Linked DNA regions of Homo sapiens: region 2 is linked to region 1. Evidence: read pairs that join two places in POLR2A ChIA-PET (ENCODE). Cell type or tissue: PC-9. All regions are shown on one strand. Links, peaks and the distances in the headings refer to the core of each region. The heading gives the core; the rest is flanking DNA. Region 1 has its middle 420 kb from the start of IGFBP3. Region 2 has its middle 340 kb from the start of IGFBP3.

Evidence for each region. Peaks named below come from ENCODE experiments on the same cell type or tissue, not always from the same donor. Only the 100,000 strongest peaks of a DNase experiment are listed, where the experiment ranks them.
Region 2: POLR2A ChIA-PET joins it to region 1 with 7 read pairs; 2 of 35 experiments call an interaction of 5 or more read pairs at or near these places.

What each region holds. Positions count from the first base shown.
Region 1 is chr7:46,342,681-46,348,074 of GRCh38, reverse strand. No RefSeq gene overlaps it. Among named protein-coding and RNA genes, the nearest start is that of IGFBP3, 420 kb to the right of the region's middle. In PC-9, for the core only: no CTCF peak of the experiment used is centred there; no DNase peak of the experiment used is centred there; H3K27ac peaks cover 568 bases.
Region 2 is chr7:46,255,292-46,260,685 of GRCh38, reverse strand. No RefSeq gene overlaps it. Among named protein-coding and RNA genes, the nearest start is that of IGFBP3, 340 kb to the right of the region's middle. In PC-9, for the core only: no CTCF peak of the experiment used is centred there; a DNase peak (open chromatin) is centred at 2,425; H3K27ac peaks cover 748 bases.

The sequences.
Region 1 (5,394 bases), core at 237-5,236:
TCTGCAGCTGATATTAAATCCACAGTTTTGTTCCCTAGAGAAAAATTAGGAGCAGGCTCCTGTACATGCCTCTAGAGGTTTCCCTTGCACATACACAATGGGTAGCTCCAGCTATTTCACGCTCTACTTCTGTCTCTATCTTCCCTGTCTCTATCTCTTTCCATATCCTACTTTTATCCCTATGCCAATTTCCATCTTCTTCTCTATTCTTAATTCTGTACTCTTCTCTCTTGACCTCTGTGTCTTTCTCTCTCTTGATCTAGCTTTCTCTACCTTTTTATCTACTTTTAAAAAATCATACTGCAGATACTCATTCTATAGTCTGCTTTAAAAACATTTAGTCACATTCCCTCAATTTATTTCCATGTCAGCTCATGTCAACACATTTTATTGTTTCTTATATCCCCATGGATTTTCACAGATTTCACAGATCATTTATCTTCCACTATTACCAATTATCACCTGGTCATTAATTGTATTTTGTTATTACAGACAAAACTTCCTAAGTGTGCATACTTTTGCATGAAATTTGTAGGAAAAATTAAAAGAAGTAGAGTTGCTGACTCGGAATAGTTTCTACATTTTGATAAAAATTAGTACTAAATATTATAAAACTTCTTAAATATTACTAATATAAGAGGTAAAATACATCATCACTTTACTGAGGAATTTAAATAAGTATATCTTCACATAAAGTTTATTCTTTTATAAGATTCACCCATGAAACTGCTCTTATTCTTATATAGAAGACTATCTGAGTGTTTTTAGTTTTTCTCCATCATTAATCATTAAGATTTATAAGATGTGGAGTCATTTACATTTTATTTCTCTCTTCTTGGGTTATTTGAATGTTTATAGTTCCCTAAAGTCACATAGAGGTTTTCACATGTATTTGCACACAGTAATCTATACAATTATTTAACTTCCCCCCGAACCATTTCTACTTCTCTCTCTCATTTACAGTTTTGTGTACTTCTTTTTTCTTGAATTAACTACAATTGAACTCCTTTAATACTACTGTTATCATTCTCACCCACATCTGCTCTTCCTTTGATGCACAATGGTGTGTGTGTTCCTGAAGGAAACCCTCACCTGTCTCTGTGCCACCACACAGGACTACCAGAAGGAAATGCTTGGTTACCCTCTGTGCAGGATGCGCAAGCACGTGGCTTTACATCTAGTTTGGCAACTAATCCCCTGACTTCTTTATCTTCCCTCAAGTGAAGACATAAATATTTTGGAACATCAGCTAATAATGGAGAAAAGGTAAACGTCATCTTCATTTGAAATCTCTACAATTAGAGTAACCATGCCACATGGAAATTTGGTTCATTTCTCAAGACCTGAAAATTGCATCAGTCCTAAAAGTTGACTCTCCTATCTCCTTCATCATGGTTCACAGAGGAACATTCAAATCATGCCCCCCACTGACTGAATGAATGACCTCAGACATATTCCTTAATATTTCCAAGCCTTATTTTTCCAATTTCTGAAATATAGACAAAATTTAATGAACATTTGAGGAAGATCTAATAAGGTGTGTAAGGACAGAGTCCATAGACTGGCACATATTAAGTACTCAGAGTATGGGTTATTGTTAAATTTCTATTTTAATTAGTATTAGATGAGAAGACTGTGCAAAGCAGTGACCAAGCCTGGCACCTTCATGCTCAGAACTCTTGGTATCCAAGCAAGCTGATGGTTATGCTAATTAGCTTGATTTAAACCTTCCACATTGTATACTTCTATCAAAACATCACATTACATTTCATAAGTGTAAGTAGTTACGATTTGTTAATCAAAAATAATCTTTAAAAAAAGAACTCATGGTCGTACTTTATTGCCCATGAATAATCTAAACTCCCTGGTCTGTCACACAAAACAAAACCCGTTGCATTTCTAATATGTTTATTATATTCAGCCCAATCCCTTCCCATCTCCCTATCTATTGCCGGCAACAAATTGCCACAGGAATTAGCAGCCTAAAACAGCCTATATGTATTAGCTCATGATTTCGGTGGATCAGGAATCCAGGCACAGGTTACCTGGGTCTCTTGCGTAAGATGAACAACTCATCAGAATTTGCCCAGGATTTTCCCTGTCTTAGCACCAAAAAGACTTCATCCCAAAAAATTCATTTCCAGGCATGCTGGGATGGGTTTCTAGAAACTGCATCAGTTAGACAATAGAAAGCCCTGCATCCCAGCCACTTCCCTCAGTCCAGGGCCAACTGGATGGCTGGTCACCTAGCTGGAGGTCTCTCACCTAGCTGCATCAAGGCATCGGCTGAGCTGGAGTCATCAGAAGGCTCAACAGGAAAAGAATCCACTTCCATGTCCACATAGTTGGTGGTAGATTCATTTCCTTTCTGCTTGTTGGCCGGACATTGTCCTCAGTCATTTGTCTCCAACATGGCAGCTTGCTTCATCAAAGCAAGGAACTGAGAAGGCAATAGAATTTGTTAGCAACATGGAAGCATCATGTTTTATAAACTAATGACAAGGTGACATCCTATGGCTTTACCATATTATGTTGGCTGGAAGCAACTCACAAGGCCAGCACACTCCAGGGGAGAGAATTACACACTGGCAAAAATACCAGAAGGCAGGAATCTTTGCAAGTCATCTTAGAAGCTGCCTAAAATGCCCCACCTCCAGGAACCTCATTCCAGAGCTACACTGAGAGCTCAACTTTCCCAGTAGTCTTTTCAGTTTTTTTTAAATTTTGATTTTTCATTGATGCCTGCGTGCCCCTTTATTCCCCATGTACTAATAAAATATTCGTATTCCAAAATAATCAAATCCAATGACAATTCTATTTTAGAAATATTCCTGATCTTCCTGCCCTCATATTCTCCAGGCATCATTAACTATTCAACCTCTTTCTTATGACAGTGTGTGTATGAGTATTAATTGTTTACTCTATATGACAACTCGTTGCTTAAGCATTTTTCTTCTCTAGCCCATCAAGTCCCTAGGTAAAGGACCTTGTAATCTATTCATCTACAGAACAGTCTCTTTCACTTCAAACCTTTTCCATAAACAGTGCTCTAAAACAAACAGAAAAAAGCCTGCTCCTCATTTCTGTCAAGCCCACTGAAACAGTCCCAGGTGGAGAAGCATTAGAGAAGAGGGCTGCACACCCAGAGGCAGGGGCAACATAGAGGTGCTCTTCAAAGTCAGAGGGGACCTTGACAAGAGAATGACTTAATGCTAAGTCACCACCTACACTTCACACCCTACTATTTCACCTGCTCTCGGTGTTTCTAGGGGAAAAGTATTCCAAGAACTGTTAAACCCCGTGGTGTGTTTCTGAGTAATTCATCCCCATCATCAGCCTTGGTTCACAGGGTGGGGAGGCTTGGCTTGTCCTGATGCGATATTTATCAGTCAACACAGCCATTACCTAGTGGCTTTGTTGAGACCTGCAGAGGACTTAGGGAAACGTGGAAAACACTGAGTGCACTTTTTTTTCCTACTGAAGATATATATCAGTAAATGATTAATCAAAGAAAAATATTCTTTGAAAATAGCTCCATACACACCTTTTCATAGACTCTTAGATTTATACAGAATCCAAGAGGTCAACCAGACCAGAGATTCTCAAAGGAAACCCCTCTCATGAGGGAGGTTTTGTTGTTGTTGTTTAACAGCTAGACATATTTAGGTGAAATATTGAAATAAGCATTACATTTCCTCTCATTGCTGAAACCATGAAAGAATATGTCTTTTGTCATCAAAGTAATAATTTTAACATGCAAAAATCGATTTTTATTATTACTTTTTTAGGTAAAGGTTATATTTGAAAATAAGTTTATATAGACTTCAAACAGCCTAGACTCAAAAGGAAGTGAAATTCATTGAAATACCACTACAGCTACATTGTATGCTGCTGGTATACTCATATTCACAGTTTATAACACACAAAATAACCTAAACTCTTAAGATCAGCTCTAAAACAGATGGATTTCCATTAACATATCCACTAGTTATGCATGTTCTGCAATAGGAGGAAAGACAGATATACAAGATTTTTCTGTAAAGAACTGACTCAACATTTCAATAGCACTTTCAGTTAAACTAAATTGGAAACTAATGTTCTGAGTAACCAAAATACAAGGTCAGTTCTCCAGCTGAGACTAAACATTAGAGAATACATTGGAAGACTTAAGAGAATATAGGGCACACTCTGTGGTGATTTATTTTAAAAATATTTAAAAATATAATTCTCAGGTTTATGACTGAAGAACGAATTTTGATCCAGCCAAAAAATCTATATTCAGAGGTACTAAAGCAAGTAACACCGCCATCAAGGGTTGTTCATAGGAACTGTGGAGAAGTTGATCCATACGTTCTCTCTAAAATCTCCTTTGATGGAAAGTTTACGGAACAGCACTATTTGCAAAACACAAAAAGTACCAGCTTCATATTTAGATAAAATGACATTACCACCATCACTGTTCTGATATGTTTTTATTTGGAGAGATGGAGAGAGTTCTCAAAACAGACTCACAGCTTGCAAGTAGTGACACCATAACAAAAGTCTGGAGAGACACACGCCACGAAATAATTCTTAAGTAATGCGAGATTTTTTTATTTGTCCTCTGTGGGAGAGATGGTGCAAATTGGACACATTCAGGAAAACTAAAAAATAAGAAAGTAAAACAGCATCCCTTTTCATATCAGTCAGATTAGTTGAAGTTCAATTTTGTCAATCACAACAAAAATGGTACATAGATGTGGACATAATATCCAGTTTTTGCAAGAGTGGGAGAAATAGTGTGAGCACTAGCCATTAGTGAAAGGGAAAAGCTCTCTGATTTTCTCAGAGGAGAATGTGGTAATGATTGTCCAAGTTTAAAATATGCAAACACTGAAGTTTTGACTCTATATTTTATACTCTATCCTGAAGATACCCATAAGATTGTGTATATCAGTAATTAACCCATTAATTGGTTGATGAAGTATCATATTATACAAACATGATGTGAAACTAAGCAGCTGCTGAAGAAGAATGAGGAAGGTTTACATAAATTGAAGTATCTCCAGTGTAATACAATATTCAATAAGCAATACAAAATGTAAGCATTATAAATAACAAATAAGTATATAATATTACAATATTATTATATAGAGAATACTTATAAGTATATTAAGCAATATTTATATATTAAAATGCAGATATTAAAATAAACATGAGTTTTTACTGATATTTCTGACTAATCCAACACCATGGTGTTCACTTAAGCTCTTCTCTGTTGCTTATTTGCCAATTCATTCTCTGACAATAATAAAACTGAGTCCTATAATCTACTGTTTAGTTACTTACTCTTTCAACCCTAATATACATGTTAAGCTGCCTCACAACTGCTAACCATACTCCTTTGACAAAAAA
Region 2 (5,394 bases), core at 110-5,109, 87 kb after region 1:
CCTCCAGCCTCCTGAATGTTGACCCCTTTCTCAAGACAGCTCAAATAAGTCCTCCCTTCTCAGAGGCTTTTCTTACCAACCCTGGGGACACCTGACACCTGTCCAGTGCCCTGTCTCCATTGTATTCAAAACCCAGGGGAACTGACGTAGCCCTCTTTGCTCAGACTGTCTCTCTCTCATTTCTCCATCCTCAGGACCTGACAGACCACCTGGCATCACCAGATGCCCAACACCACTTGTGGGATGAGTGTTCAATGGAGATTAGGATCAAGAACACACACAGACATGGCTTCTGCCCCTGTGCAGCTTTTCATCTGCACAAGACAGACATAAATCCAATTCCCACTAGCTCTTATAACAACAAAGTCCCACAAAGGAAAAGTGCAGATTTGTCATGAAAACATTCAACAGAGGGGCCTGATCCAGTCTGGAAGGTTATGGAGGCTTCCTTTTAAGTCCAGATTCAAGGAATGAGTAGGCACTAAGTGGAGGGTGAGGCTGGGGAACAGAGTGGCAAGTGCCCTGGCAAATATTTGTGCAAGATGAGGGGATGTTGACACACTGTGTCCAAGCAACTAAAAAAAAAGCTAAATAACTTAGGTGTGCTCAATCTAAACATGAATGTTTATCTCCTTATGAAAGAAAGAAATGCATCCACACATACTCAGATGTGAAGTTAGAATATTTTGTGGTCTCTTTTCATGGGATGTGCCAGGGTGGGGGTGGGTGATGTCACACGTGATATATTAAGGGGGAGAATTTATATTCCATGTTTAAGCTAAACTTGCCAGTGACTTTGATGTCTTCAAATGTTTACAAAAGTTTAACTTAGAAAAAAAAACCTTAGTTTTTTTTTAACAATAAGAGAAATGAGCTTTTAAATTTATTTTCTAAGAGTGTTTTACTTAGGAAAATAAATGTTAAAAGAATGCTTCAGTTCCTTAAGCATCTGTCATAATATTTAGGTAGCATTAAAAAAAAAAGGCAGAATGGCATGGATTTCAACGGAAGTTTTAAAAAATTAAAATGAAGGAATTTTTGGAATCTATTTTATTTTAAAATCTATTCTTTATAAAACAGCTTTATGGAAAAAATGAATTAATTCAAATTTTCCTATATTTTAGTATAAGTTGTCTGAACATAATTACAAAGGCAGAACTATTTTTGCTATATCTCTAATCAGTCAAAAAATTTCTTTTTCTCTAAAAGGATTAAAAGGTAGGTTAATATGCTGTTTAAATTTATGTTTAGAAAGGCTTAAGAAGGGAACCAAGGTGTTCAGAGAGACCGATGAGGTAGGTAATGAGACCATGGAATTAGGTGACGGAAACAGGAGAAGCCGCATATGCCCCTCTGCATGTGTGTGTGTAAGTGTGTGTGTGTACATGTGTGTGCATGTGTGTGTGTAGAAATAAAAAGTACAATTTTTTGACATGATAAATTTGAGGTGCTAATGACAATTTGATGATATTCAAAATATAGGTTTGAAACTATGGACATTTGCTAGAGCTGTACATTGAGGAGTCACCTGCACAGTGGTGTCTGAGGAAGGTGCAATTGTAACTGAACTAGCCCACAGGTAGGAAGAATGAAAGAAGAAGAGAAGCAAGAACAGAATCTTGGAAATTTGAAGTTATCCTCCCCAGAATAATTATCTAAAAGCAACATAAGGTGCTCCAATAGGTCTTATATTTAGACATTATTTTCAATCTGTAAACTCAATAAGTCCTCAATATTTAAGGTAATGGTCATTAAAAAAAAAAAGAAACCTAACAAACTGTATCTCAACCAGTTGATCAAGGCCAACATCAACAGTAATAAATCATGTTGATAGTATGTGTCCTTGGAATTATGGCATGAGAATGTCACTTAATCTCTGTGGTCTTCCTTCTGATAATCCTTAATCCCAGTCTAATCATGAGAAAAAATCAGACAAATCCCAATGGAGGGACATTCTAGAAAATACCTGACCATACTCCCCACAAATGCCAAGTTCATCAAAGACATGGAAGATCTGAGAAACTGTCACAGCCAAAGATAGACTAAAGAAACATGCTGTCTAAATGTAATGTGGATGAGATCTTGGACTAGAAAAAAGACATTAGAAAAAAATACAGAAATCTGGATAAAGTATGGATTTTAGTTAATAATAATGATATATACATATTAGTTTACTAAACACATTAGAGAGATGTCCAAGGTTTTTTAAAGTTAAAAGTACATAATACGATACATTCTTATAAAATTCACTGTGCTTTAATACTCAACAAAAAGCAGGAAAACTTAGATTGTATTTTTCATTTTAGTACGTTGTTACAATCTGAAAATTAGGACCACTTATTCCAAAGGACATTTTTTTTTCTTTGTAATGAATTCATGTCATGATTCAGTGAGCAGGTATGTATTGAGCTCATACTGTATACTAGGCATTCTGCCAGTTTACTGGAGATACTTGGCAGAAAAGGTCAGACTGTATATGAATAATTTCAATACAAATTAGAGATGCCATATCTAAGGGAGCAGGGAGGCCACAAGACAGGCATAGATTAATGTTATGAATTTTAGAGGAAATACTAGTAAAAATCCTCATGGCACAAAGAACATTAAAGCTGAATGGTGAAAATGCACACATACAAGGAAGCAGTTAAGGATGTATCAGGAGGGGGAATTGCATGAACAAAGCAGAGAGGAGGAACCAGGCAAACTGACCCCAAATAAGGGTGAACAGTGCATGCGCCTTGAGAGAAAGGGAGGAGTTTGGCGGGCTGAGGAGGTGAGATGGGGAATACCATCAGGGCTGATGGCCAAGTGCTCTGAGTTTGGGTTTATTGAAGTAAATGGGTCACAGCAGATGTTCCAGAAGTTGGCATATCTTATAGTCAAAGATCTAATGTTAGAACCACACACATTCTACCCTATGAAAGAGCTCAATGCCTCAAATCTGAAAAATAGAAAAATAACACATCATCATTCCCATTCTCCTAGGGAAAGAAGTCCCTTCCAGTTTGAAATATGATGGAAAGCAGAGACGAGAGATGATTTCCTAAGAAGATCCCAGTATGCAGAGCCAGGACTCTGGCATTAAGAAAATGCTACAGTTTGGATGTTTGTCCCTCCAGATCTCATGTTAAAATTGGATCCCCGGTGTTGGAGGTGTGGCCTAATGAGAGATATTTTGGTCGTGAGGGAGGATCCCTCGTGAATGGATTAATACTCTCTTGGGGTGGGTGAGTTCTTGCCTATTAGTACTGGAGAGAGCTGGCTGTTAACAAGAGCCTGGCACCCCACCCCCTCCCTCTTGCTTTCTTTCCCACCCTGTGATCTCTGGACACTTCAGCTGCACTTCCCCTTCGGAAGCAGCCTGAGGCCCGCAGCAGAGGCAGATGCCAGTGCCCTTCTTCTTGTACAGTCTGCAGAACTGTGAGACAAATAAACTTCTTTTCTTTATAAATTACCCAGCCTCAGGTATTTCTTTATAGGCACACTAGCTGGCCTAAGACAGGAAAGCACTAAAGCAGTCAGCAGAAAGTGGGAAAAAGTAGATTTGAGGCAGGGAAAAGTAGGAGAAGAAAAGGATCTGCCTTCACACTGTGTATTAATAGGTCAGATGGGCAGATGGGAGGGATCTGCTCATCTGTTTTTCAAAAATTGCTTTCGAGGCTGGTAAAAATACAAATTGGAAACTATCCAGCAAGTTGCGGCCAGTCAATTAAATAAATGTGGTCAGCAGAACCTAGACTCTTCCCAGGTTCTCCCCAGCCTGAGTGTTACCATAGGGAAGGGAGAAAGGTGGACATGTAACATGGGACTTATATTTTTTAATTAACTTTTTTCTTGAGATAATCATAGATTTAAAGGCAGATGTAAGAAATAATACTAAGATAGCATGTATTCCTTTTACAAAGCTGCCTGGATAGTTTTATAAGTTTTACAGTCTTTTCAGGGTAGCTATAAAATCTTACATTCCCACCAGCAATATACATGAGTGACCCATTTTCTCTACATCCTGGCCTGCGTTTGATACTTTCAGTGTTTATTTTAGTCATTCTTAAGGGCATGCAGCAACATCTAATGGTTATTTTAATTTGCATTTCCCTGTTGTTTAATAATGTTGAGTATCTTTTCACATGCTTATTTGCCATCTGTATATCCTCTTTGGTGAAAGCTGTCATTTAAAAATTTTCTAATTGGATTGGTTTTTGTTTGGTTTCGTTGTGTTTTGTTTACTGCTGAGTTTTGAGAGTTCTTTATGTATTCTAGATACTAGTCCTTTGTCAGATACGTAGTTTGCAACAGTGTTTCACAGAGCAAAAGTTTTTAATTTTGATGAGGTCCAACTGATCAACTTTTCTTTTATGGATAACGCTTTTGGTGTCAAGTTGATTAACTCTGCTTAGCCCTAGATTCTGAAGTTTTTTTCTATTTCTGTTTTGTGAAAGTGTGATAGTGTTAGCTTTGAATTTAAGTCTGGGTTCCATTTAGAGAAAATTTTTGCATATAGTGGAAACTTAGGCCCCTGCCGATAGCAACTGATATTGATTATTGCAAGTTTAGATAGGAATTGACGTTAATACTGGGTAGAGCAATTCTCTGACTCTATTTTTATTCAAAATAGTGTTTACTGTTTTATATCTAAGTCTACACAAAAGTATCCTGGAATTTTAACAGGGACTTAATTAACCCTGTAGATTGCATTAGGATCAGTGATATATTTAGTATGTTAATATTCCAATTCATGAACATGGCACACATCTACACTTATTTAGGTGGCTTTAATTTCCTTCTTCATAATTTTGTAATTTTCAGAATAGAAACCTTATACAGGTTTTGATATGTTTATGCCAAAGTATTAATTTTCTTTGAAATGATTATAATTGGTATTATATTTTAATTTTTCCCCACATATTTATTGTTTGTTCATGTTCATGCAATTTATTTTTCTATGTGGACACTTTTTCCTGCGACCTTGCTGAACTCACTTATTAATTCTAGTAGGGTTGTTTGTAGAATATTTTGGGATGTTCTGTGAAGATAATGATGTCATCTGCAAACAAGAATAGTTCTGTTTCTTCTTTCCAATCTCTATGGCTTTTATTTATTTTACTTGCCTTACTTCAGTAGCTAGAATGTCCAGTACTTCTATTTTATGTAAGAAATTATGTAAACTTAGTGTTAATTGTTCTTTAAATATTTACTTCCAATCTCCAGTGAAATCACTAGAGATTCCTTTATTTCGGAGCTTTTAAATTGCAAATGCTTATCCTTGCCTTGTGTCTGATCCTACAGCACAGCCTTCAGTTTTTTACCTTTAAGTATGATGTTAACTGTAGGGTATTATGGATAATTTTCCCCAAATTCAGGTGGTTCCTCTTAATCCCTAACTTGTTGACTAAA